Linked DNA regions of Homo sapiens: all the other regions are linked to region 1. A link is a contact called in ENCODE Hi-C or POLR2A ChIA-PET data. All regions are on one chromosome and are shown on one strand. The core of a region is the stretch at or near the end of the contact, and the rest is flanking DNA. Distances in the headings are between cores, read along the strand shown. Region 1 holds the start of FBXL12 (F-box and leucine rich repeat protein 12). Region 2 holds the start of SNAPC2 (small nuclear RNA activating complex polypeptide 2). Region 3 holds the start of ECSIT (ECSIT signaling integrator). Region 4 holds the start of SWSAP1 (SWIM-type zinc finger 7 associated protein 1). Region 5 holds the start of RAB11B (RAB11B, member RAS oncogene family). Region 6 holds the start of HNRNPM (heterogeneous nuclear ribonucleoprotein M). Region 7 holds the start of ZNF414 (zinc finger protein 414).

Evidence for each region. Hi-C counts contacts between places; a loop is a spot of excess contacts on that map. ChIA-PET counts read pairs that join two places held with the same protein, here RNA polymerase II (POLR2A). Pooled maps may share reads with other maps.
Region 2: a map of CD14-positive monocyte shows a loop between it and region 1 (10-fold over the local background). The contact joins the promoter of SNAPC2 here to the promoter of FBXL12 in region 1. A Hi-C loop is called at or near these places in 2 of 168 maps with a recorded cell type or tissue (CD14-positive monocyte and naive thymus-derived CD4-positive, alpha-beta T cell), 4 of 37 single-sample maps with no recorded cell type and 11 of 50 pooled maps. POLR2A ChIA-PET finds 5 or more read pairs at or near these places in 1 of 52 experiments (A673).
Region 3: a loop to region 1 is called in a pooled map, with 9 times the contacts of the local background. The contact joins the promoter of ECSIT here to the promoter of FBXL12 in region 1. A Hi-C loop is called at or near these places in 5 of 50 pooled maps.
Region 4: a loop to region 1 is called in a map of B cell, with 13 times the contacts of the local background. The contact joins the promoter of SWSAP1 here to the promoter of FBXL12 in region 1. A Hi-C loop is called at or near these places in 1 of 168 maps with a recorded cell type or tissue (B cell) and 6 of 50 pooled maps. POLR2A ChIA-PET finds 5 or more read pairs at or near these places in 1 of 52 experiments (GM12878).
Region 5: a map of B cell shows a loop between it and region 1 (23-fold over the local background). The contact joins the promoter of RAB11B here to the promoter of FBXL12 in region 1. A Hi-C loop is called at or near these places in 1 of 168 maps with a recorded cell type or tissue (B cell), 3 of 37 single-sample maps with no recorded cell type and 9 of 50 pooled maps. POLR2A ChIA-PET finds 5 or more read pairs at or near these places in 3 of 52 experiments (AG04450, GM10248 and activated CD4-positive, alpha-beta T cell).
Region 6: a loop to region 1 is called in a pooled map, with 11 times the contacts of the local background. The contact joins the promoter of HNRNPM here to the promoter of FBXL12 in region 1. A Hi-C loop is called at or near these places in 6 of 50 pooled maps. POLR2A ChIA-PET finds 5 or more read pairs at or near these places in 3 of 52 experiments (MCF 10A, PC-9 and activated CD4-positive, alpha-beta T cell).
Region 7: a loop to region 1 is called in a map with no recorded cell type, with 9 times the contacts of the local background. The contact joins the promoter of ZNF414 here to the promoter of FBXL12 in region 1. A Hi-C loop is called at or near these places in 1 of 168 maps with a recorded cell type or tissue (Caco-2), 2 of 37 single-sample maps with no recorded cell type and 11 of 50 pooled maps.

Annotation. Positions count from the first base shown.
Region 1 is chr19:9,817,451-9,820,988 of GRCh38, reverse strand. FBXL12 (F-box and leucine rich repeat protein 12) reads left to right here and starts at 1,910. Exons shown (of 3, transcript NM_017703.3): 1 at 1,910-2,261; 2 at 2,372-2,444. The coding sequence starts at 2,176. It overlaps LOC124900430 (small nucleolar RNA SNORA70), which reads right to left and starts at 1,035; the gene lies at 895-1,035. It also overlaps the pseudogene RPL10P15. RefSeq lists silencers at 1,349-1,498, 1,719-1,808, 2,259-2,418.
Region 2 is chr19:7,918,482-7,922,019 of GRCh38, reverse strand. SNAPC2 (small nuclear RNA activating complex polypeptide 2) reads right to left here and starts at 1,682. Exons shown (of 5, transcript NM_003083.4): 1 at 1,471-1,682; 2 at 478-597; 3 at 247-315. The coding sequence starts at 1,653. TGFBR3L (transforming growth factor beta receptor 3 like) reads right to left here. Exons shown (of 7, transcript NM_001419781.1): 7 at 2,923-3,103. RefSeq lists enhancers at 1-454, 2,155-2,654, 3,330-3,538 and silencers at 1,123-1,322, 1,403-1,632.
Region 3 is chr19:11,527,282-11,530,819 of GRCh38, reverse strand. ECSIT (ECSIT signaling integrator) reads left to right here and starts at 1,686. Exons shown (of 8, transcript NM_016581.5): 1 at 1,686-1,758.
Region 4 is chr19:11,372,874-11,376,411 of GRCh38, reverse strand. SWSAP1 (SWIM-type zinc finger 7 associated protein 1) reads right to left here and starts at 1,746. Exons shown (of 2, transcript NM_175871.4): 1 at 1,483-1,746; 2 at 243-899. The coding sequence starts at 1,731. The coding sequence ends at 396. RefSeq lists enhancers at 1,017-1,066, 1,087-1,166, 1,397-1,446, 1,667-1,736 and a silencer at 1,837-1,916.
Region 5 is chr19:8,388,719-8,392,256 of GRCh38, reverse strand. It overlaps RAB11B (RAB11B, member RAS oncogene family), which reads right to left and starts at 1,897. Exons shown (of 5, transcript NM_004218.4): 1 at 1,801-1,897. The coding sequence starts at 1,840. It overlaps RAB11B-AS1 (RAB11B antisense RNA 1), which reads left to right and starts at 1,566. Exons shown (of 3, transcript NR_038237.1): 1 at 1,566-2,248. MIR4999 (microRNA 4999) reads left to right here and starts at 2,877; the gene lies at 2,877-2,967. RefSeq lists silencers at 1,505-1,764, 1,984-2,265 and an enhancer at 2,035-2,234.
Region 6 is chr19:8,442,965-8,446,502 of GRCh38, reverse strand. HNRNPM (heterogeneous nuclear ribonucleoprotein M) reads right to left here and starts at 1,528. Exons shown (of 16, transcript NM_005968.5): 1 at 1,392-1,528. The coding sequence starts at 1,504. RefSeq lists silencers at 1,020-1,249, 1,490-1,769.
Region 7 is chr19:8,512,481-8,516,018 of GRCh38, reverse strand. ZNF414 (zinc finger protein 414) reads left to right here and starts at 1,852. Exons shown (of 8, transcript NM_001146175.2): 1 at 1,852-1,975; 2 at 2,678-2,990; 3 at 3,308-3,415; 4 at 3,527-3,538. The coding sequence starts at 1,973. RefSeq lists a silencer at 1,842-2,151.

The DNA of each region.
Region 1 (3,538 bases), core at 661-3,160:
ACAGTCCCAGCTACTCGGGAGACTGAGGTGGAAGGATCGGATCACTTGAGCCCCAGAGGTTAAGGCTGCAGTGAGCTATAATTTCGCCACTGCACTCCAGACTGGGTGACAGAGAGAGACCCTGTCCCAAATTTAAAAAAAAAAAAAGATAATGAAATCATGTCCTTTGCAGTAACATGATTTTTTTTTTTTTTTGAGATGGAGTCTCGCACCCGTCGCACAGGCTGGAGTGCAGTGGCGCGATCTGGGCTCACTGCAACCTCCACAATCTCTTTCATATTCTTTTTTTTTTTTTTTGAGACGGAGTTTCGCTCTGTCACTCAGGCTGGAGTGTGGTGGCGCGATCTCAGGTCACTGCAATCTCCGCCTCCTGGCTTCAGGAGGCGTGCGTGTGTGTGTGTGTGTGTATATATATATATATATATATATACACACACACACACACACACACACACACACATTTTTTTTTTTGGACAGGAAGTAGAATTTATTGGTGAGTATTAATAGGGGGGGCAGCACATTGGAAGCCCTCATGAGTGCAGGGCCAGCCACTTGTCCAGAGGGCCACGATTGGGGATGTACTTGACCCCACAGCCATCTGGGATGAGCCGCTTCTCAGCCACCATGTCTTCAAATTCATCAGCATTGAACTTGGTGAAGCCCCACTTCTTTGAGATGTAGATCTTCTGGCGGCCAGGAAACTTGAACTTGGCCCTGCGCAAGGCCTCAATCGCATGCTCCTTGTTCTGCAGCTTGGTGCGGATGGACATGATAACTTGGCCAATGTCAACCCTGGCCACAGTGCCCTGGGGCTTTCCAAAGGCACCTCACATGCCTGTTTGGAGCCTACATTGTGGTAGTGCAAGGTTAGAAACATGAACATCCATCGGAAAGGCCTGTCTCCAAGGTCCCTTAGAGCAACCCATACAACCAACAGGCTGCGTACACTACCAAGGAAGCTGCTGTGTGCAGCCATTGCACACACACATTTTTATAGTTTCTTGGTGGACTTGCCAATTCAGAAAATATCTGTAGTATCAATGAAAGTGAAAAATTCAACAGGTCCTTTGGCCACGATATTCCAGTAATACAAATTTATCCTTGTGCATAGACATCAAGAAGCATCATTAAGTAAAAAAATAGAGTTCTCTGACTCTCTACCAAGCCATTCGCTCGGGGCCAGACCCACAGGCCTCGCCCCGCCTCAACCACGCCTTCATGGCGTAGTCTTCTCCCTGTCTCCGTCCCCCGCTCCCCACCTTCCGAGCGTCTCCATCGCTCCCCAGCCACGCCCTTGGCGCCTGGTCCTGCTGCAGCCTGGTTTCCGTCCAGACCACGACCTCTCGGCTAGGTCCTCGTCGTCAACCCCGCCCCCAAGGTCTCGCCCCGCCCCAGCCCCGCCTTCCAGCGGTTGTCCGAGCCTCTACCCGCCCTAGCCACGCCTCCAAGGCGTGGTTCTCGTCTGCAGCCCCACCTAGGCCTCGCCCCGCTCCAGCCGCGCCTTCCGGGCTTGATCCTCGCCCCACCCCAGCCACGCCTTCTGGACTTGGTCCTCGTCTCTAGCCCCGCCCCCTAGCCGCGCCCCAGCCCCGCCTTCTGGACTTGGTTCCGTTCTCTGGCTCCGCCCCTGAGCCTCGCCCAACTCCAGCGACGCCTTCCGGGCTTGGGCCTCGCCTCTAGCCCCGTCCCCGGGTCTCGCCCCTCCCCAGCCACGCCTTCCGGACTTGGTCCCCGTCTCTAGCCCCGCCTCCGATCCTCGCCCCACCCCAGCCACGCCTTCCGGACTTGGTCCTGGTCTCTAGCCCCGCCTCCGATCCTCACCCCACCCCGGCCACGCCTTCCGGACTTGGTCCTCGTCTCTAGCCCCGCCTCCGAGCTTCGCCTCACTCCAGCCCCGCCTTCTGGACTTGGTCTTAGTTCCCAGTCGCGGCCAAATCACGCCTCAGCCACCTCCCGCAAGCCTCTCACTGCCTCAGCCACGCTTTCCAGGCTGGTTTCTGGTCCCCATCCGCGGCTGGTCCGGCCCTGGGACCGAATCACTTCCCAGCGAGAGGAAGGTCAAATTTCTCGACCGGCTACGGGAAGGTCGCGGCCGCCGCCCTGTCAGCCGCCTCGGCGCCCCCAGGACCCCTCGGGTCTCTTTAACCGGAAGCGGAAGTGCGTGTCGGCGGGATCATGGCGACTTTGGTCGAACTGCCGGACTCGGTCCTGCTCGAGATCTTCTCTTACCTCCCGGTACGGGACCGGATCCGCATCTCCAGGTGCGGCCCCGCCTCCGGGGGGAAGGGCAGGGCGGAGGGCGCAGCTGGCACCTGGAGATGCGATGTGGCCCGGGGCTGGGGTCGTTCTAACCGCGCGTCCCCTCCCCCAGGGTCTGTCACCGCTGGAAGAGGCTGGTGGACGACCGGTGGCTGTGGCGACATGTCGACCTGACGCTCTACACGGTACGCGCAGCTGGCCGGGCGGGCCTGGGCCGCGGTCGCGGTGCCCGGACCCCGAAGACCACCTCTCCCACCCTGGGACTGTGTGTCGGGGCCCGGGCTGGGGATTTAGAGCCAGGCGATCCGGGGCCTATCTCGGCATCATCGCTTACCAGCTCCTCTTCGACCTCAGGGCCTCAATTTCCTCATCCCTGCAATGGGGATAAAGGACAGTACCTGCCTCACGGGGCTATTATGGGACTTCACTGAGATCACGCAGGGAAAGGGCTTAGAACAGTCTGGCACATATTTATCATTCGATAAATGCTAATTTATGACTATGTTATCAAGTTTTTGTTTTGTTTTTGAGACAGAGTCTCGCTCTGCTGCTCAGGCTGGAGTGCAGTGGTGCGATTGCAGCCTCGACCTCCCAAGCTCAAGCGATCCTCTCGCATCAGCCTCCTGAGTAGCTGGAACCACGGGCGCTCGCCACTACACCTGCTAATTTTTTATTTTTTGTAGAGACGGAGTCTCACTATGCTGCCCAGGCTGGTCTCGAACTCCTGGGCTCAAGTGATTCTCCCGACTTAGCCTCCCAAAGTGTTCAGATTACAGGCATGAGCCACAGCAACTGGCTCAAAACATTTATAGATATATTTGTTGCCCTTTTTGAAACTGTCTTCATAGATAATTGCTATTATAAAGTGAATTTGCACCCTTCCTTTTACGTTACTTCATATGTGTGTGTCCAAAAACAATTATAGTGTTAGTAATGTATTTCTGAACTTCGGGTAATGCTGTTCTACTATTTAGATAGTGTTCTACTTTTAAACAATTTTACTGTATATATCCATCTGTAACTCCCTTTAATACAGTTGCTTTTGAAGTTCTTTTTTTAAGGACAGAGTCTTGCTATGTTGCCCAGGATGGTCTCGAACTCCTGGACTGAAGCTGTCCCCCAACCTCAGTCTCCCAAAGTGCTGGGATTACAGGTGTGAGCCACAGTGTCTGGCCTGATAATATGAAACTTTTTCTCAGTTGTTGAAACTTAGTTGTTGGTTTTGCGAGGAAAAGTTGATTCGTCCATTGGTTTTGTGTGCATTTAAAATTTTACCAAC
Region 2 (3,538 bases), core at 433-2,932, 1.9 Mb after region 1:
ATCAGGGAGGAAGAGGAGCTGGGAAGTCTTCTCACCGTCTACACATTCCCCCATCCTCCCTGCCACCCTAAGATGCTCCTCAGACAAGAGATGGCCTCAGAGCCAGGGACACTGAGGCTCGAGGTGTCCAGTGACTGACGGAGTCCACAGAGCTGGCAAAAGGGCCCAGGACCCAGGTTCACATGATTTGGCCCATGTGACCCTGTCCTCTGGGACACCCTGACCTGCCTGGGGGAATGGCGGTACCTGCGAGAAAGCCACTGCCAGGGCTTCTTCCAGTGGCCCTGTTATCTTCTCAGCCAGATCCGTCCAGACCTGAGTGAAGCCAGAGGTACAGGGTCAGCCCAGGGATCAGCCTGCAATGGCCCCCCAAGCCCTGCTCCTCCTGGGGATCCCCTAATCAGGTTATCCCCCGCAACTCCCACCTACCCACCAGGGACCTGCCCTGGACAGCCTCACCCTGTTCATCTGCCTCACCTCTATGGGGGCTGGGGGCTGTGCCTCCCGGCGCCTTGGTCCCTGAAGGCCACCCGGATGCACTTTCTGAATGGCCTCCCGGGCTACGCGGCCCTTGAGCTGCTGGAGGAAGACCCGGATCTAGAAAGGAAAGAGGCGGCGGAATGAGGCTTCTATGAGCTCAGGGCTGCAGCAGAGAAGCCAAAGCCCAATCCCTTGTATGCTCTGGGCCCCGCTACTGCGCCTTAGTCTCCTGCTGGCCCGGTGTTAGGAGTCCCAGTGACTGCCAAGGCCCCTACCCCACCCAGAGCGTGACCAGCTACCTAAGGAAGTTGTAAGGCCCAGGCCAGTTCCGGCTCCTTCACGCAGCCAGGGCCCAACCCTATGCTGACTACTACCCCGTTCAACTCCCTTCTTCGTCCCCTCTTCTCTATTCCCTCTCACTTCAAGCTCGTATCCTGTCCAACAGCATGCGTTGCTTTTCGCCCGGACTCGGCAGCATCTTACTCCCAGTTCATTCCGCCCGTTTAGCCCTCGCCTCACCCACGCATTACCCCGAGGCTCGCCCCGCCTTTAAAGCTTGCCCTCATCCCGCCCACGCCCCTCCCACGCCTTACTCCCAAAACGGCCCCGCCCTTAAGTCTTGCTATTAACCCGCCCACGCCCCGCCCCCAGGCTCGTCCTGCCCCTCAAACTCACCCACCCACTCTCCAAACCTCAGCGGCACGCACGCCCCGCCCCCGGCATCGCCCCGCCCCTCCGCTTCACTTATGCCCCGCCCACGTCTAGCTCCCAAGCTCGCCCCGCCCCTAGGTCTTCTCTTCCCGTCCACGCCCCGCCCCTCACCCCGCCCAGGCTCACCCACTAACGCCCCGCCACTCAGCCCCACGCCACGCCCCCGCTCGCTTACATTCCTGGCCCCGCCCCGCTGGCTCCTGCCGCAGCCCCGCCCACTCTCCGCCCCACCCCAGCCCCGCCTCCAGCCTGGCTCCGGTCCCGAGAACCGCATCTCACCTCAGCCTCGCTCCGGCCCCGCAGCTCCCGGGCCAGCTCGGTGGCGTCCGGCTCCGGCTGGCCCTGCCGCGCCTGCAGGAGTCGCACTAGCTGCCGCTTCTCGCGAGCGCTCCAGGTCGCGGGACCGGTCACCTCGCCCAGATAGCGCGCCGGGGCCGCTCGCCGCCTGGGAGGTGGCTTCATGCCGCTCAGAAAGAGGCAGGCGCTGTAAGGTCGCTTCTCCGATGGGCGGAGCTACGGGGGCCGCCGAGGTCAGAAAGAACCGCGCGGAGGCGGACGCGCGTGGGGGCGTGGCTTCGCGTTTGGAGGCCCGGGGAACCGCCCCAATGGAAGTGAAGGGGAGATCGGCACCGGAACTGGGGCGGGGCGAAGGAGACCCTCAGCCTGCACTTTATCTCATTCATGAAGTGGAGACGACACCTTGGATCCCATGCCCTCCCTCTGTTGCTGGACTAACTCATGAAGCTACTACTGTGTGCTTTGCTTCTCGCAGAGGGGTGGGTTCTGGCCGAAAGGTCAAGTCCGAAGATCCAGTCGGTCAAGAGCCTGGGCTCTGGGGTCAGACAGGCCTGGGGACTTTGGGCAAGTGATTTAGCCTTGCCGAGCCTCAGTTTCCTCCTCTGTAGACTGGGGCTGATAGTCCCACTCTTGTCTGTGTAAGGTAGAGTGGAGCTCGGGCAGGAGGGATTTAAGGAGCTCTAGACTAGACTGACAATCTAAGAGGAGGGCGAAGTCCAGACCAGGAGGGAACTGGAGCAGAGGCAGAAGGTCGAAGCGGAGCTAGGGCAGGGTCCGGGCGGGGGTAATGGAGAGCGGAGAAGGCCTGGCTTGAGAAAGATCGCAGGAGGCAGATGGGCAGGTGTCCGGGTAAGGAGAGGAGGGAGGGGGAAGGTTTATTTTAAACTTACGCTTGTGGGGTTGGGTGCCGCTTTTTTTTTTTTTTTAGACAGATTTTTGCTCTTGTTGCCCAGGCTGCAGTGCAATGGCGCGATCTCGGCTCACTGCAACCTCTGCCTCCTGGGTTCAAGCGATTCTCCTGCCTCAGCCTCCCCAGCAGCTGGGATTATAAGCACGCGCCACTACGCCCTGCTAATTCTTTTTTTGTTACTTTTTTTAGTAGGGACGGGGTTTCACCATGTCGGCCACGCTGGTCTGGAACTCCTGACCTCAAGTGATCCACCCACCTCGGCCTCCCAATGTGCTGGGATTACAGGCGGGAGCCACCGCGCCCGGCCGGGTGTCGCTTTCTGTTTGAGACAAAACGCCCTACAGTCTCCCATGGCCTGGGAGTGCACACGGGTATATGGGCATATGGGCCCCGTCCCCAGGCTCCACCCCTGTAAGTCACGATTTCTCAGGAATACCCCCCAAGTCCTGCTCCCAGCTTTCTCCCCAAGCCTCCCCACCTATCCCCCACCCCGCACGTTGCGCGCTCACTGACTGCACCAGAACTTAGCCGGTCAGTCCAGAGGTTTATTTTGAGCACAGGTGGGAGGGACAGGGGGAGGAGAGAAGCGCAGGGGTCGTGGCCTCATCAGGTCCGAGGTCCAGGGAGGCGGGTCCGGTCCTGTTGGTCCTGGTCCCGAATTGGTAGCTGGGTGTATCTCCGGACCATGTTGGGGGCGCACCATCCCTGGGAGGGGTGGCTGAGGCTCAGCGAGGGAGGGGACGCTACGCGGGCCACCTCCCTTCCCAGCAGACCACTAGCCTCTTCCATCGGTCTGCATGCCGGGGTGAGAGTGGGAGCCGGGTCCGAATGCTGAGTTCTCCTCGCCTAGTGCCTCTCCTCACCTAATGCCCCTGGCTCGACCCAAAGCCCGCGCCTGCCGCGGGTGACCCACTGCCTGAGTTCGAATCCAAGCTCCACCCAGTATTGTGACTTTTGACAAGTTACTTAATTCAGAGAATGCCTCATCATTCTCGTCTCTAAAATGGGGATTATAATAGTGTCCGCCTAGAGGTTAAGGGGATTAAGTTAGTTCATAGGCGTAAAACATTTACAACAGTGCCTGGAGGCTGGGCGCAGTGGCTCACGCCTGTAATCTCAGCACTTTGGGAGACCGAAGCG
Region 3 (3,538 bases), core at 437-2,936, 1.7 Mb before region 1:
AAGAGAAGGACACCAATAACTCTGAAGGCCACAGCCAGGTCAGCGACCCCATCATCTTACCCACTCCCCAGCTAAGCAGAGCTGACTCTGCTTGCTTGTAGCTGCGGGAGCCTGGCAGAGGGCAGTAGCGCTCCCAGCCGCTGCCCACGTGCCTGTCAACTTGCCAGAGAGGAGTGCTCCAGCCAAGCAGCTGATTGGCTACAGGTTTTCTCAGATTGCCCAATCACAAGAGTTCTGATGAGGTGGATGTCCTGCGGCTGCGCAGAGTCCTTGAGGCATCCTAAGGGTAGGTTCTTGCATCCTAGTCTCCATGCCAGCTCACTGCGCCACAGAGGCTGAGGGACTGCAGAAATGGGCTTATGAGGGCAGATAGCCTTCCTTCCCGGGGGACACTGTTATTGCCAATAGCCCATTTTATGTGCTTATCCACCTTAGTTATTAACAGCCTAAATCTGGTGCTTTCTGGGGGAGACCAGGAGCCCCCATTACTCAATCTCACCTCGTTTTATCCCATTTCCTCCAAAGACTCCACTCCGACCACACAGAGTCTTTGCTGTTGTTCCCAGTGCCAAAAGCGTTCCCCAGATATCCAGATGGCTCACTCACTTCCTCCGGCCTTTACTCAAAGGACACCTCACTGAGGCCTTCCTATTTATTTATTTACTGAGACGGAGTCTCACTCTGTCGCCCAGGCTGGAGTGCAGTGGTGCTATATCGGCTCGCTGCAACCTCCACCTCCTGGGTTCAAGCAATTCTCGTGCCTCAGCCTCCCGAGTAGCTGGGATCACAGGAGCACGCCACCACGCCCCACTAATTTTTATTTATTTATTTATTTTTTGAGACAGAGTCTCGCTCTGTTGCTGAGGCTGGAGTGCAGTGGTGTTATCCTGGCTCACTGCAACCTCCGTCTCCCGGGTTCAAGCGATTCTCCTGCCTCAACCTCCCGAGAAGCTGGGATTACAGGCACCCACCACCATGCCCTGCTAACTTTGTATTTTTAGTAGAGACGGGGTTTCATCATGTTGGCCAGGCTGGTCTCGAACTCCTGACCTCAGGTGATCCGCAGGCCTCGGCCTCCCAAAGTGTTGGGATTACAGGCGTGAGCCACCGCGCCCTGCCCTATTTATTTATTATTACTATTTTTAGAAACAGGGTCTCACTCTGTTGCCCAGGCTGGAGTGCAGGGGTGCAATCATGGCTCGCTGTAGCCTCGACCTCCAGGGCTCAAGCGATCCTCCCGTTTCAGCCTCCCGAATAGCTGGGACTATGAGCATGCGCCATCATGCCCAGTTAATTTTTAAATTTTTTGTAGATAAGGGGGTCTCGCTATGTTGCCCAGGCTGGTCTCGAACTTCTGGCCTCCCAAAGTGCTGGGATTACAGGCATGAGCCACCGTACCGGCCCCCTTTCACTTTTTGTTTTTTTTTAATTCATTTTCTCATTTCAGCCGCTGGGGCCTGCGACTGGATTCATAGACTATGACTCCCAAGTCCAGCCTCCCGGGCCATTTCAAGGTTCCCAGGTCTGGAGTGCGTCTTGCCTCATTAGAGGCTGGGCCTGGCTCGTTATGAGGCGGGTCCCAGATCCTTCCGCCTTCCTATTGGCCCACCTCGCGTTGTGGGCGGGACCTATTACACCAGCTTTCTTGATTTGCTACCTCCCTGGAGCTCCCTGACCCGGACGCTCTCTGGGCCAATATGGCAGCGCCCAGCAACAAGACAGAGCTGGCCTGGAGTCCGCGGCTGGCCGCGTGAGTAGGTAGGTCGCGCGCGGGTAGGCGAACGCGAACTGCTGGGCTGCAGGCGGGCCCTTCAGGACCCGGCAGCGCGAGAGGGCAGCCCTGGAGGGACCCAGCTGCAGGGCCAGGGCGCCATGACCTTTCGTAGTGGGGGCGGGGACGCGCTGGGAAAGGCCGCCTGTCTTGTGCCAGCCGCCTCACGCCCCCAGTCTCCCATTTTGCAGATGACCTCGCGAGAGGTCACGCCGCAAGTCGGCAACCGGGCAGGATTTGGAATCCGCGTCTGCCTTTTTCCCCCAAGAGACCCAGAATCCTGGCAGCCGGTTTCAAAGCTGTTGTACGTACACCATACCTCGGGGTTCAGATTTATAGGTGTTTTTTTGAAATTGAGGCTTGTTTCCGTTCAGTTGTTACTCGTTAGGCATCTGTCATATACCAGGCACTGTCCTTGGTGCTGGAGACACAGCAATGAGGAAGATAGATAAAAATCTCTCATCTCCTGGGGGAACCAGACTTTGAACAAATTAGAAATAAACGAAACAGGTGATTTCAGATACTGATAAGTTACTAAAAATGCGTTAATGGTGTCGGGAATTTCGCTTGAGCCCAGGAGTTTCGAGACCAGCCTTGGCAACATAGCAAGACCCTGTTCTCTACAAAAAATTATCTGGGCGTAGTGGTGCACGCCTGTAGTCCTAGCTACTCGGGAAGCTGAGGTGGGAGGATTGCTTGAGCCCAGGAGGTTGAGGCTGTAGTGAGCCGTGATTGTGCCACTGCACCCCAGCCTGGGCAACAGAGCAGGACCCTGTCTCCGAAACAAAAATTAATAGGGTGATGAGGGCTTTTAGAATGTGGGGAATGGGAGATGGTCAAAGAAGACCTTTCATTGAAATGACCAGAGACAGCTGTGGGCAGATCTGGAGGAAGAAAGCTCTAGACAGAGAGAAAAGCAAGTACAAAGGTTCTGAGATGGGATAAACTTAGTTTCTTTCAGAAACAGTGTAGCTGAAGCTGCCAGTGGTAGGAGTTGAGTTTAGAGGGGTAGACCCTATCTGATTTTATTTATTTATTTTTATTTTTTAGAGACAGGATCTCACTTGTTCGTCAAGCCTGGAGTGCAGTGGTGCAGTGCACTCCATAGCTCACTGCAGCCTCAAACTCCATGGCTCAAGTGATTCTCCTGCCTCAGCTTTCCCAGTAGCTGGAACTACAGGTGCACACCACCAGGTCCAGCTAATTTTTTAAAATAATTTTTGTAAAGATCGTGTCCTGCTATGTTGTCCAGGCTGGTCTTGAACTCCTGGGCTCAAGCGATCCTCCCCACTTGGACTTCCAAAGCACTAGGATTATAGGCATGAGCCACTGCTCCCTGGCTATTTATTTATTTTTAGAGACAGGATCTCAGTATGTTGCCCAGGCTAGAGTGCAGTGGCTATTCACAAGTGCAGTCATGGTTCACTGCAACCTCTAACTACTGACCTTAAAGGATCCTCCAGCCTCAGTCTCCTGAGTACCTGAGATGACAGGCATTCACCACCATGCCTGGATAATTCTTAATTTTTTTGTAGAGATGGGGTCTCTCTATGTTGCCCAGGCTGGTCTTGAATCCCTGGGCTCAAGTGATCCTCCTACCTTGGTCTCCCAAAGTGTTGGGATTACAGGCATGAGCCAGTGTGCCCAGTCTCTGATTTTAAGTGTGATATGCCGTTAGCGATTTTAGGCAGAAATCACTAATTTTAGTTGATTTATTTATTTATTTAGCGATGGAATCTCGCTCTGTCGCCCAGACTGGGGTGCAGT
Region 4 (3,538 bases), core at 497-2,996, 1.6 Mb before region 1:
CCTGCCTAAGCCTCCTGAGTAGCTGAGACTACAGGCACCTGCCACCACACCCAGCTAATTTTTTTTGTACTTTTAGTTGATACAGGGTTTCATCATGTTGGGCAGGCTGGTCTCCAACTCCTGACCTCTGGTGATCTGACCGCCTCAGCCTCCCAAAGTGCTGGGATTACAGGCGTGAGCCACCACGCCTGGCCTGAAGCTCTTTTTATAAAGTTTAAAGCAATGAAACTATAAACAACATATTGATTGGGTAAAATATATACAAGATAATGCTATACTTTTAAAAGAGAAAAAGCACTTTACATTGTTTAGGTCTTTGGATCTGCATATGTCCCTGAGGTAAGTATTCCAGCCATGGGAAACTGAAGCACAGAGAGGTAGTCACCCACCAAAGCTCAGGGCTGGCCTCCAGAGCTTGAACCCTTGCCTGAGCTGGGGTCACCAGCCTGGGTGGGCCACGGAGCGATCATCATTTCTCCATCTGATCGGAAAGTCACCCACCACTCTGTTCTGGGGCCCAGCCCGCCTGGCTCCAGGCAGGCTCGGAGGCCGTGCTCTCCTGGACCTGGTGCATCTGGCTGCAGCCAGCACTGGGCAGGAAAATACCGCTGGAGCAGTGCCAGGTGCAGGACGTCCCCACTACCTGCTTCCTCCTGGGTCTGGAGGGCCACCATGAGCCCACAATCCCGGCCAGGCCCAAGCCGGTGGCTGAAGTGGGCAGCTGTGTCTAGAAGTAAGGCAATGAGGTAGGCGGCTTCCTGGGGCTCTGGGTCTTCCGCTAGGTACTCTTCTAGGCCGTCGAGCAGCAGAAGGGAGGGGGCTGGCCCCGGGGCCTCATGGGCAGAGCACAGGAGCCGGAAAAGCTCTCGGGTTGAGGGTGGGTACTGGAAGCGGATCTTCTAGAAGGAGAAACAGAAGGAAAGGGCCGGATTCAGCACAGGAAGCCAGACTCCTTAAAAGTAACCCTGCCTCCTTGCATACTTTCCTTGGTTCCAGGATGAACCAGTTCAGAGCTGTTAAATATTCTTATATTCGCCCGTTTTTCCAGCACTCATCACTGCCGAGTATTAGTTGAGGGCAAGCCATTTTTGCTTGTTTGTTTTTGGCCAAATCTCTAGCGCAATTTTTCCACGGAAAACCCTCCCCCAGCATTCTCGGTCTGACCCCATCCTTGACACTAACAGGAACCAACTCAGGTCCAGAATGGACCCAAGCTTAGCCCCGCCCCTTGATGGGCCGGACTTCAATCTCTGGGCACCGCCTCTTGCTAACACCGCCCATCATTGGATGGGCTCTCACTTCAATCTTAACTAAGCTCCGCGTGGTGCCACTCCTCACTCCGCCTGCCTGACTCCGCCCCATCGTGGCTGCCCTGGCTCGCTCTTCCACCGTCCTCTCCATTGGCTTGTCTACCTGTTACTCAATATCCCGGATCTACTCCACCATTGGCTAGAACGCCTCTGCTCCCACCCCCACGGTTACCTGGAGTCGCATTGGGTCTAGAGTCGTTCCGGTCCCGCGGGGCATGCTTTGAAGAGGCCTTCGTGTCAGGAAGAGGACTGGGCCTTGGCCCTCCCCCGCCGCCTCTAGGGCCGCAGCAAATAGCAGCGCTGTTTTTCCAGATCCTGGTGTACCGAGCAGCAGCAAAGGCGGTCCGGCGGCAGGCATGTTCTCCTCCCCGGACCAGGCCGCACCGCCCCTGGTTAGCACCCGCCTCAGCGTCTCCGCCATTCGCCGCGTAGCTCTGACCAATCGGTGGCTCGTTCCCAGCCTTAGTCCCGCCCAAGCCGTGGCCGCATCGGTACAGTTCACTTAGTTTCTCTATTGGTCTAGGAATCTGTCCATCAAAACTCGATTCCTCAGGTGAATGGGCAAATGGTTAGAACCTATGCGGAGGAATGGGTGCATTCGAGGGAAATAAGACCCTTCCCTGAGGGAGGCTGCTGGGGGAACCAGCACGAATACTATTATTGTCAGCTAATCAGACAAATATAAGGGTTGAAAGTTGGAGGAGTAGACCAGAATGAGTGACATATTATTTAAAGGCTCCTAGCCTCAGTTTGCCCTGCTGTAAAATGGGGCTTATGATATCTCAGAGGAGTATTGTGATCGGCATGTATTTGTGTGTGGTTTTGCTGATGTCATCCAATGACAACTGAGAGTTTTGGAGAGGGGGATGAGCTGTGTGCTTGTCTTTCTGTGCACCTGAGTATGGGCCGGAGTGTGTGTCTGGGGACACAGGCTCGTGGACAAAACATCAACGGCCATCCCCGAAAGTCTGTGAGATGAAGCCTCTCAACTTACTTCCTCACTGGCTAAGGGGTTCTGTGGGGCCGCCTTTGTGGTACGGGGGGAAGGCAGGACCGCAGGACAAAGAAGGAAGCAGGAGAGATAAAGAGACAGGAGCTGGAAGACTGAAGGAGAGATACAGCAGGGACATTGTCTTGTTCACTTCTGTTCTCCAGTACCGAGAATAGCACCTAGCACATTTGTAGGTTCTCAAATACGTGCTCGTTAAGACAATGAAGGAAGGGAGGTGGGATTGATGAGAAACAGGGAGAAAGGGAGGAACAAAGTGAATGATCGTGATCCCTGGCTGGATCTTCTCACCCAGACTTCGCCCCAGAGCTGCCACTCACGCCTGTGTTGCCCTGGCAACCTTGTCTCCTGGTAACTCCAAAGTGGTGCCGTTGCCTGGAGACCCAGGGGCAGGGAGAAAGTGAGATTTCCTGGGCTTTCTCTCTCCCTCTGGGACCAGAAAACAGCTCCACGACATCCCCCAACACACCCACTCACACAGCTGGGCTCACTCACACCCCTCTACACACACACACACACACACACACACACCATGGCATCTCTGAATATATTCTACTTTCAGAATCCCCATCATCCACATGCTCCAACCTTGCCCTATCCTGACACAAAGCATCCCATACAAACTCTGTCCCACATTCATCCCCCACACCCTTTCTCTTGCAAAACACGCAACTATGACATTGCCACTACACACACAGACACACACAGTGAAGCACACCGATACACTGCGCTGTCAAACACGCCACCTCAGCCCCCATCCCCCAGCAGATATACAACGCATGATTCACCTCACATTTCAACACTCCAAATGCACATACAGGCCAGGTGTGGTGGCTTATGTCTGTAGTCCCAGTGCTTTGGGAGGCCAAGGCAAGAGGATTGCCTGAGGCCAAGAGTTCAAGACCAGCCTGGGCAATGTAGGGAGACCCCCATCTCTACAAAATACTTCAAAATTAGCCAGGTGTTGGCCGGGCGCGGTGGCTCACGCCTGTAATCCCAGCACTTTGGGAGGCCGAGGTGGGCAGATCACAAGGTCAGGAGATCAAGACCATCCTGGCTAACACGGTGAAACCCAGCCTCTACTAAAAATAGAAAAAAAAATTAGCCAGGCATGGTGGCAGGCGCCTGTAGTCTCAGCTGCTTGGGAGGCTGAGGCAGAAGAATGGCGTGAACCCGGGAGATGGAGCTTGCAGTGAGCCGAGATCGCGCCACTGCACTC
Region 5 (3,538 bases), core at 648-3,147, 1.4 Mb after region 1:
TAACACAGCAAAAGGGCAAAAATAACAAGCAGGGGATAACCACAGAAACCTGGATGGGGCATGTGGGGAGCAACACCCCTGCCCTGGCAGTGCCACGTCTGGGTGGGTGCCCAGCCAGGACCTGGGAGCAGCTGCCTCACGGTGGGCTGAGTGGAGATGGCACCCGATCAGCAGGACCCAAAGTTTAGTCCCCCTGTCTCCAGACGGCCCCTTAGAATCCCAGTCTCCAAAACCCTTCCAAAGCTTCCTCCTGCCACGAGGGGCGAGACCTTGGGCCGGGCACCTGCTGACCACAGAGCCTCACCCACCAGTGACATTATCAACCTGTGTGCAGCTGCCAGAGCCCTCAGTGCCACAGGACGACTCTAGGCCCTTGTAGAGGCACTTCCTCTCCCTCCCCCCGGAAGGCTTTCGCCACACGGACAGCCCAGGTGGGGAGACCTCTGCCTCATTCCCCACAATCAGAAGACGCTGGATGAGACCAGACACAAGGCCCAGCTAGGCCTGGTGCAAGCCACAGAGCACACTCGGAGGAACGGCTCAGCGAGGTGAGGATACCAACAGCTGATGTGCGACGCAGGCCCTCATAGAGCAGGCCGCAGGGTGAAGGCACCTTGGATCCAGGGGTTAGCCCTCAAGGGCTGCCATTGTCAGCCAGGGAGCCCAGCAACCAGGGCAGACCACTAGGCCAAAGTGTAGCTGGGCACAGAAGGCTCAGCTGAGAAACAAGGGACTCCGGCTTCCTCCAGCTGTCCCTAAATGGGCAATGGCTGCCTGATCTACCTAGGCCTTATGTGATGCTCCTAGAGCCCCCTCAGTCCCTCGGGCGGGGAAGACCCTCCAGCAGGCTGGCTGGGGCCCCGGCCATCAGTGCGCACGTGTTGGAAGAAGTTGGTCCAACAACCCAAAGTCCCAGATGCTGGCCACAAGCCCCCTAAGACACGCTTCCTAAGTGGTAAGGCCTACAGGTGGCCTGGGCTCAATCGGGTTCCAACACTTATAAACTGTGTCTTTGTCACTCTGGGCCTCAGTTTCCCAACGTGTAAAAAGAGAGGCTGGTTAGTATCAACCTCAAAGGGCTGCAGTGAGGATTTTAGTTAATTCGGGTAAAGTGCTCAGAAAAGTGCAAGTACTGGCTTAGCACTGTTGAGAGTTCTGAGTGAAGAGATGGAATTCTTGCTGCACACACGGGTGCCTTTCCACTCAATCCCAGCTTTGCACCCCAATCCAAGGCTCCCACCACCACACACCTCACCCCCAGGCCCTCATCTCGGCCCAGCCCCCATTGCCTGCCCCGCCTCTCCCGGGCCCCACCCCCAAACACGCTGCCCCAATCAGGACAAGCCTCGTGAGAGCCCCGCCTCCGTTTGCCCAGGCCCAACCCACCTATTGGTCACGCCCATCACGCCTTAGCCCCGCCCCTAAAAACCCCGCCCCCATCCCGAATCACGCTTTCAGCCCAGCCCGGCCCGCCAAATCTTGGGAAAGCTCCACCCCCTGCGGAGGCCCCGCCCTAACAGCCTCTCCCACCGCTCCGGGCCCCACCCCCTCTAGGCTCTGGCCCCGCCCCGGCGCGTCCTAGGTCCCCCAGGTCTCTCCGGGCCTCCGGCTCCGTATAGCCGCGCATCCTAGCCCGAAGCTGATGCTGCCCGGTCGGCTCCGGCCTTCCCGGCTGCCTGACCCGCCGGGCCCCAAGCCCCGGGCTCCGGCCTGGGCCCAGCGGCCTGGAGCGCGGCCTTGGCCCGTCTGCCCGCCGCCTCGCCGCCACGACTTCGCCCGTCTGTGCCCCACCGGCCGCACCTTTGAATAGGTAGTCGTACTCGTCGTCCCGGGTCCCCATTGTCCTGGCGCTTCCGGCGGGATCGGCGACTCCGCAGCCCCACCACAAACACCCGACGGGGGCGGAGCCGGCGCCGCGCAGAGCGGCGGTTGAATGGCCTATCAGCGGCGAGTGGAGTAGCGACGGGCACCCAGCGAAGCCAATCAGAGATGGAAGTAGTGCTCTGAGGGTGGGCGCCGCTTGGTACCACCCTCCTCGCCCTCGGTGTCCTGGAGAAAGGCGGAAGGAATGCGGACCTTTTTGAAGTGACGGACGCGCCAGCCTATCAGGGGCGAGCTCAAGAGGGCGGGGCGGAAGACTGCAGGAATGAAATGGATTGACAGACCAAATAACTAATGAGAGGCTTGATTGAGAACCTACCCGACTATCAGAGGACCTGTCCGGGAAGAGAAATGGGGCTACGTCCAGGTAATGCTACGATGCTTAACGTCCCGATGACGTCATAGGTCAGCGCGCGCTGCCCTGGTCGCCCCCCAAGCCCATAAATGACCATTTCCGGGGACCTCAGCGCTGGGTCCCCTTTCTCGGTTGCAGTCTCCATCTCTATATTGGGACTCACTGGGTTATCCTTCTGTGCCTCAGTTTCCTCCTCTGTAAACTGAAGAAACCCGTCTCATGGAATCTTTTGAAAATAACCAGATCAGCCAGGCGCGGTGGCTCACGCCTGTAATTCCAGGACTTTGGGAGGCCGAGGCTGGCGGATCACGAGGTCAGGAGTTCGAGACCAGCCTGACCAACATGGTGAAACCCCGTTTCTACTAAAAATACAAAAATTAGTCGGGCGTGGTCGCTGGTGCCTGTAAACCCAGCTACTCAGGAGGTTGAGGCAGGAGAATCGCTTGAACCTGGGAGGTGGAGGTTGCAGTGAGCCGAGATTGCACCAAGTGTGAATCAACCGTCCACTTTCTGCTATTCTTTGTTAAATAAATACTTTTAAATCCTTACTGGATACCAATGCTCTCCAACAGGACCTCCTACCACTACCCCTCTTTTGTCCTATATTTTGCCACATAGGTAAAATATAAAAATAGGTAATATAGAAAATAAAACACATACTGCTGTATTGTCAGGTAGTGATAGGATTTATCACTACCTGACAATACAGTATGTGTTTGTTTTATATATTTAGGGTGTACAGCGTGTGTTTTGATACACATGTACCCAGTGAAATAATAATTATGACAGTTTTTTTTTTTTTTTTTGAGACGGAGTTTTGCTGTCGTTGCCCAGGCTGAAGTGCAATGGTGTGCTCTCGGCTCACTGCAGCCTCTGCCTCCCGGGTTCAAGCGATTCTCATGCCTCAGCCTCCCGAATAGCTGGGATTACAGGCATGCACCACCATGCTTGGCTAATTTTTTTGTATTTTTAGTAGAGACGGGGTTTCTCCATGTTGGTCAGGCTGATCTCGAACTCCTGACCTCAGGTGATTCGCCCACCTTGGCCTCCCAAAGTGCTGGGATTACAGGCATTTTCACCACACATGGCCAATTATGAGAGTTAAGCAATTAACCTATCCATTGCCTTCCATAATTAACTGTGTGTGTAGTGAGAGTATCTAAAATGTACTTTCTTGGCAAATTTTCAATATACTATGCAAAATTATTAACACAAAGTATACGTTACTTTTTGTTTGTTTGTTTTGGCTGGCTGCGGTGGCTTATGCCTAAAAACATGCCCTTTGAGGAGGCTGAGGTGGGA
Region 6 (3,538 bases), core at 279-2,778, 1.4 Mb after region 1:
AGGAGTTCGAGGCTGCAGTGATCTGTGATCGTGCCACTGCATCCCAGCTTGGGTAACAGAGGGAGACCCTGTCTCAAAGAAAAAAATTAAATATATAAGTGCTCAACCGCATTCACTTTTAATCTCCATAAACTAAGCTTCACACATTACAATATGAGGAAGGCAAAGTCACAGACAGAAAGGAAAGAAAACGGAGGGAGTTAGTATTTAATAGCTACACTTTCTGTTTCCGATGATGAAAAAGTTCTGGACATGAAGCAGTGACGGTTACAGCACACTGAGTCAGTATACTCAATGCCACTGAATTATACGCTTAAAAAATGGTTAAAATGGCAAAGTCTACGTTATGTCTATTTTACCACAATGAAATAAATGTCTGGGAAATTCAATGTGTACCCAGGCTTCCCCTTCCTTCCCGGCCGCTGATCTTGGAGCCAAAACCTCTCTGTCTCTCTTAAGTGTCTGTAATCAGAATGAATGAGTTTCACCGGGGCACAAGTCGATGCTTCCTCCTTTAAAGAAACTTTTAAAAGCCAAGGAGTCAAAGAGCCCCAAGCAGGACTCGAAAAGCTGATGAAGTCTGGAAGTAAATGAACCCGCCTCCTGACAGAACAGCTTCCCCGAAACACGGGAAAAAGGGGATTCCTCCCCCGACTTCGTATCTGTCTGCTTCCGAGGGTGAACGCTAAGCAGCAGATCCCATCTCTCCACTAATACCTGCGGCGCACCCGGGGAGGAGGAGCGGGAAACGGCGAGGGACTTGAGCCAGGGCCAGAGCGTGGGGCGAGGGGCGGTTCCGAGGGAGGCACTTCCCGCGGAGCGCGGTCGGCGCGCGGGGACTAAGGGGCGGGGCAGGAGGGGAGCCCCCCGACCCGGCTTCGCGGCCCTTCCTGACGCTTCCCTCGCTCGGTTACCGTTGACTCGGGCTGACTGCGCGCGAGGCCTCCCGGGCGCGCACCCTCTCTCCTCCCCCCACGTTACGGATCAGAAAACAGACCCCGGGAGGAGAGGGGACGGGGGGCTGAAACCCGGCCCCCGAGGTCACCCTCCCGGGGAGCGGTCGGGTAGGCCTCGGAGGCTCTCCGGTCCGGGCCCGCGCCATCAACCCCCATGCGCAGCAGCTGGGCCTGAGGCCTCGACTACGGGGTTGGCCCCGGCCTGGAGGGACTGAGGGTGGCGAGGCTCGAGGCCCGGTGTAGGGGACGATTCTGGAGGCTCCCCCGGCTCCCCGCTCACGGCCCTAGACGCCGCTACCCTGAGCAGGCGGTACGGGAACAGCCGGGGCCGAGGCCGCGCCGGGGCTAGGCCGCCAACAGACCTAACGGAGCCGCCGCCCGCGTCGGCCGCGGAGAGGAACCCTTACCCGTGGCAAAGGACCGTGGGATACTCACCCCTTAGGGCCCGGAGCCCCGTTGCCGCTCGGCACGCCGGGCGCGCCGCTCTCTTCCTCCATTTTGATCTCCGTCGCCGCCACCTCCGCCGCCGCTTCGACCCCTGCCGCCATTTTCTCCGCGTCTGGGCTTTGTGTGAGCGAACGGGCTGCACCGCGCTGCGCCTGCGCGCCCACGTGACCCGACGCAACCAGTAACACCTGCGCCCGCCGCTCCCGGCTGCCTCCTTGGCCCCACTCGCCCCGGGCCACGCCCCCGCCGCGCGCAGGCGCAGACCGGCAGCTGTTGATCGCTTCTCTCTCGAGATACACTCGCGTTAGGCACCGACTGGCTGTTCCCGGCGCGCGTCCTCTGAGTCCGATAGAGGAGGCATCTCCCCACCCCACCCCACACAAACACCTAGACCTAGTCACTCTCAGCTTTCTGTAACCAGAGCTGGAGCAGAGGGGAAGCAATGATCCTGTCTAGAGATTCCTGGAAGTTTTAGATGAAGCTTGTTCAACCCGCGGTCCGGCACACGATTCGTAAACTTTCTTAAAACATTGTGTCTTTTTGTGTGATTTTTTTCTTTTTGTAACGCAATTGCGCGGTTCTCCAGCGCGAACTTTGTAGGCAACAACGGAACGGCATGGAATAATATCAGAGTATTATCCGTAATTCGCATTATAATTGCAAACAGTTCGTCCAGAAGAAACGGAAAACTGTTAAAATTCACTAATAATGGGGCCAGGCGCGATGGCTCACTCCTGTAATCCCAGCACTTTGGGTATGGGAGGCCGAGGCGGCGGATCACCTGAGGTCAGGAGTTCGAGACCAGACTGGCCAACATGGTGAAACCGCGTCTCTACTAAAAATAAAAAAATTAGCTGGACGTGGTGGCGGGCGCCTGTAATCCCAGCTACTCGGGAGGCTGAAGCAGGAGAATCGCTTGAACCCAGGAGCCGGAGGTTGCAGTGAGCCGAGATCACGCCACTGCACCGCAGCCTGGGAGATAGACTGAGACTCCATCTCAAAAAACAAAAAGATAAGTATTGAGTACTGGGCTTAATACCTGGGTGATGAAATAATCTGTACAACAAACCTCCATGACAAGTGTTTACCTATTTAACAAACCTTCACATTTACCCCCAAACCTAAAAGTTAAAAACAAAATTAAAAAAAAAATTAATGGCTGGGCGCGGCAGCTCACGCCTGTAATCCTACCACTTTGAGAGGCCAAGGCGGGTGGATCACGAGGTCAAGAGATCAGACCATCCTGGCCAACATGATGAAACCCTGTCTCTACTAAAAATACAAAAATTAGCCGGGTGTGGTGGCAGGCGCCCATAATCCCAGCTACTGGGGAGCCTGAGGCAGGAGAATCGCTTCAACCCAGGAGGAGGAGGTTGCAGTGAGCCAAGATCGGGCCACTGCACTCCAGCCTGGTCACAGAGTGAGACCCCATCTCAAAAAAATTAAAAATAATAATAAAGAGCGAGAGGACTCTTGCAATGTTGCATAAAGTGAACTGTGACAGAATTCAGGGTGTATTCTGTACTAGGCATAATGCTGTATGGTCTTATTTTTGTGTGCATTCGTGGCATCAGTTTTATGGTGCTGTGCAGCCTCCAATGTGCCATTTTCCAAGTGCAGACAGTCGAATTGGCACCATCAGATGTTACGTGTGCTTGTGGCAACTTGGGCAGTAAGATGCAGCGATTATCTTTTTGAGACGGAGTTTCGCTCTTGTTGCCCAGACTGGAGTGCAATGGCGCCATCTCGGCTCGCTGCAACCTCCGCCTCCTGGGTTCAAGCGATTCTCCTGTCTCAGCCTCCCGAGTAGCTGGGATTACAGGTGCATGCCACCACGCCCGGCTAACTTTTGTATTTTTAGTAGAGACAAGGTTTCATCATATTGGTCAGGCTGGTCTCGAACTCCTGACCTCGTGATCCGCCTGCCTCAGGCTCCCAAAGTGCTGCGATTGTAGGCGTAAACCACTGCGCCTGGCCTTCAATGCAGCGATTATCAATAATATATTTTTTTCTTTTTTTGGAGACAGTCTTGCTCTGTCACAGAGGCTGGAGTGCAGTGGCACCATCTCAGCTCACTGCAACCTCCGCCTCCTGATTTCAAGCGATTCTTCTGCATCAGCTTTCCAAGTATCTGG
Region 7 (3,538 bases), core at 603-3,102, 1.3 Mb after region 1:
AACACTTTGGGAGGCTGAGGCAGGCGGATCACCTGAGGTCGGGAGTTGAGACCAGCCTGACCAACATGGAGAAACCCCATCTCTACTGAAAATACAAAATTAGCCTGGCATGGTGGCACATGCCTGTAATCCCTGTTACTTGGGAGGCTGAGGCAGGAGAATCGCTTGAACCCAGGAGGCGGAGGTTGCAGTGAGCTGAGATCGCGCCACTGCACTCCAGCCTGGGTGCAGTGCAAGATGTCGTCCAAAAAAAACAAAACAAAACAAAAAAAACCCTACAGTTGCCTAGAACTCAACGAATACCTCTTGAATGGCAGCATGATGAGATCTAAGATGATCTCATCTTAGATGATATGGCAGCAGAGAGATCTAAGATGTTAGATCTACCTTACCGCCCTCTCAACAGCCCATCCTACTCCAAGTGACTGCCAGGAATCAGATGATGCGCCTCCCCCTGCTAAAAATTCATCAGTGGTTACAACATAAACCACACTCCTCTCTCTGCACCACTCCCATGGCCCTGCGTGACCTGCCGCGCACCATATTCGCTTTCTGACCTCCACACCCCGCCTCCACTCTGCTCCAGTGGTGCCCTGGCCACCTCGCTGCTCTTTGACCAAAATAAGCCCGTCCTGCCCCACTCCAGGACATCACCACCAGCTATCCGGTAGAGCCCCCTGCTCCTCGGGCTTTCCACCAGCTCACTCCTTGATCATCTGGAGACAGCTCCGAAGTCACCTCCTCAGAGTGGCTTCCCTGACCCATCACTTCGACATTTCATTGTTTCCTTCATTGCTCTGAATAGGACAAAAGATTGTTTTTGCACTTGTTGATTTACTATTTCCCCATTTTTATTTAACTTTTAGAGATGGGGGTCTCGCTTTTTCGACCAGGCAGGAGTGCAGTGGTGCCATCACGCTCACTGCAGCCTCGACGTCCCTGGCTCGAGCGATGCTGTTTCCCCATTTTAAAATGTGAGTGCAAGGGGAGGCGAGGTGGCTCACGCCTGCAATCCTAACATTTGGGAGGCCAAGGCGGGAGGATCGCTTGAGCCCAGGAGTTTGAGACCGGCCTGGGCAACACACAGAGAGACCCTGTCTCTAAAAAGAATTTAAAAATTAGCTGGGCATGGTGGCACACGCCAGTAATCCCAGCTACTCGGGAGGCTGAGATGGGAGGATCGCCTGAACCCAGGAGGTCAAGGCTGTAGCGAGCTATGATCGCATCACTGCACTCCAGCCTGGGCGACAGAGCAAGACCCTGTCTCAACACTATAAAAAATAAAGAACTGGCCGGGCGCGGTGGCTCACGCCTGTAATCCCAGTACTTTGGGAGGCCGAGGCGGGTGGATCACCTGAGGTCAGGAGGTGACGACCAGCCTGGACAACATGGTAAAACCCAGTCTCTACTAAAAATACAAAAAATTAGCCAGACGTGGTGGTGGGCGCCCGTAATCCCAGCCACTTGGGAGGCTGAGGCAGAAGAATCGCTTGAACCCAGGAGGCGGAGGTTGCAGTGAGCCGAGATCGCGCCATTAAACTCCAGCCTGAGCAACAAGAGCGAAACTCTGTCTCAAAAAAAAATAAAAAATATAAAGAAAGAACTGCTGTTTATCGCCTGTCCAGGGCTGATCTTGGGACAAGACTAGAGGGATGAAGGTGCCCACTTTGAAGACTAGGACAGCGAGGTCATCCCGGATCTCCGTGCACGGAGTCTGCTGAAGTGCGCGCTGACTGCCCGGGGATAGATAGCAAGATTGCACCAGCGTCCGACCTGAGCTCCAGGGTGACTCTGCCCTCAGGCCCCGCCCCCTCTCCGAGCGCCCTGCGCAGGCCCCGCCCCCAGTCTCGCGAGAGCTGAGAGGTGGAAAATGGCGCTGACGTGAGCGCGAACTCGCACTGCCCAGAGGGTGGCCGCCGCCTAAGCTGCAGCCGCCGGAGCCGCAGAAACAAGAGGCCGAGCCGTGTCGAAGATGGTGAGCGCGGCACCGGGGTCGCGGGCGCGGCGGAGCTGCGGGGACTGGCGGGGAGCGGCCCTGTCGCGCCTACAGCCTCCGGCCGACCCCGCCCCCACATCCGGGCACCCGTCCGCCGCTGGCTGTCACTCGGAGAGCGCCCTACTTCCGGGCCCGGCCCGGAATGGACCACGCCCGTCAGGCTAGGACTCCGCCCCTAAACTTCTTACATCCGGGCCCCCAGCACCTCCAAGATTGTCCACACTGCTCGAGGCCGGCCGGTCTCGGTCCTCAGACAATCCATGTCTAGCTCCTCTAGCATCTTCCCAGTCCATGCCTGCCCATAGCCCCGCCTCCGTAGCCTTGGCCCCGCCCACTCCCTCTAGGCCACGCTTGTGTGCATACTGGGGCTCCCACCTATCCTAGTTGAGGAGAGCAGATGTTTCTCCCGTATGCATAAGGAGCTCAATCCGGGCCAGTGCAGTGGCTGACGACTCTAATCCCAGCACTTTGGGAGGCTGAGGCAGGAGGATCACTTGAGACCAGGGGTTCAAGACCAGTGAGGGCAACATGGCGAGACCCCATCTTTATAAAAAGAAAAAAAGAGCTTAGTCCACCCTTACGTATTCCCCTATCCTCTCCTGCTGGTGATTCCTTAGGATGGGGGCCGACTGGGTTGACCCAGAGCCCAGAAGGGTTCTCTCCGCCTCTTCCTTCCACCAGGAGGAGAAACCCTCAGGGCCCATCCCAGACATGCTGGCCACTGCAGAGCCCAGCTCCAGTGAGACCGACAAGGAGGTGTTGTCCCCGGCTGTGCCAGCTGCAGCCCCTTCCTCCTCCATGTCGGAGGAGCCAGGCCCTGAGCAGGCAGCCACACCGCCAGTGTGGGAACGTGGAGGGGCTGGAGGGATGCAGCAGGGCTCCTCCCCAGCCCCAGACAGCTGCCAGCCTGGCCCCGGACCCAGCCCTGGCCTGACCAGCATAGTCTCCGGGACCAGCGAGGACCTGCGGCCTCCCAGACGACGCCCACCTCCAGGTGATCTGTGATGGGGTCTTCTGGGGAATCACAGTCCCTGAAACAATAGAAGCGAGACGTAGAGAATCTCTAACCTCAGGGCCTTTCTAGAGGGATGCCACTCATCATTTTACGGAGCAGCCGGTGGATGCCAGGCTGTGGCTCCAATGGTGAGCCTGGCCAGTCCAGCCCCTGCACTGTGGCAGACCAGTCTGTTGTGGTAGGCAGAGAGTAAAGGCCCCAGCACATCATATTTGCTTCTCTGGGGCAGAACCCTGGGGTCAGGGACAGCACTAGTGAGGAAGGGACCAGTGACCACTGTTCTGTGCGTCCTGCAGGGAAGCAAATCCCTTGCTCCAGCCCTGGCTGCTGCCTCAGTTTTCCCAGCGTCCGTGACCTGGCACAGCATCTGCGAACCCACTGCCCGCCCACACAGTCCCTGGAAGGTAGGGCCAGGACTGGTAATGGGGAGGCAGGTTAGGGTGGGAAACAGGCGGAGCCCCTCGGAGCCAGCCTTGGCCACCTGTCTCCACTTCTCTGTCCTTCATCCCTACCAGGCAAGCTCTTCC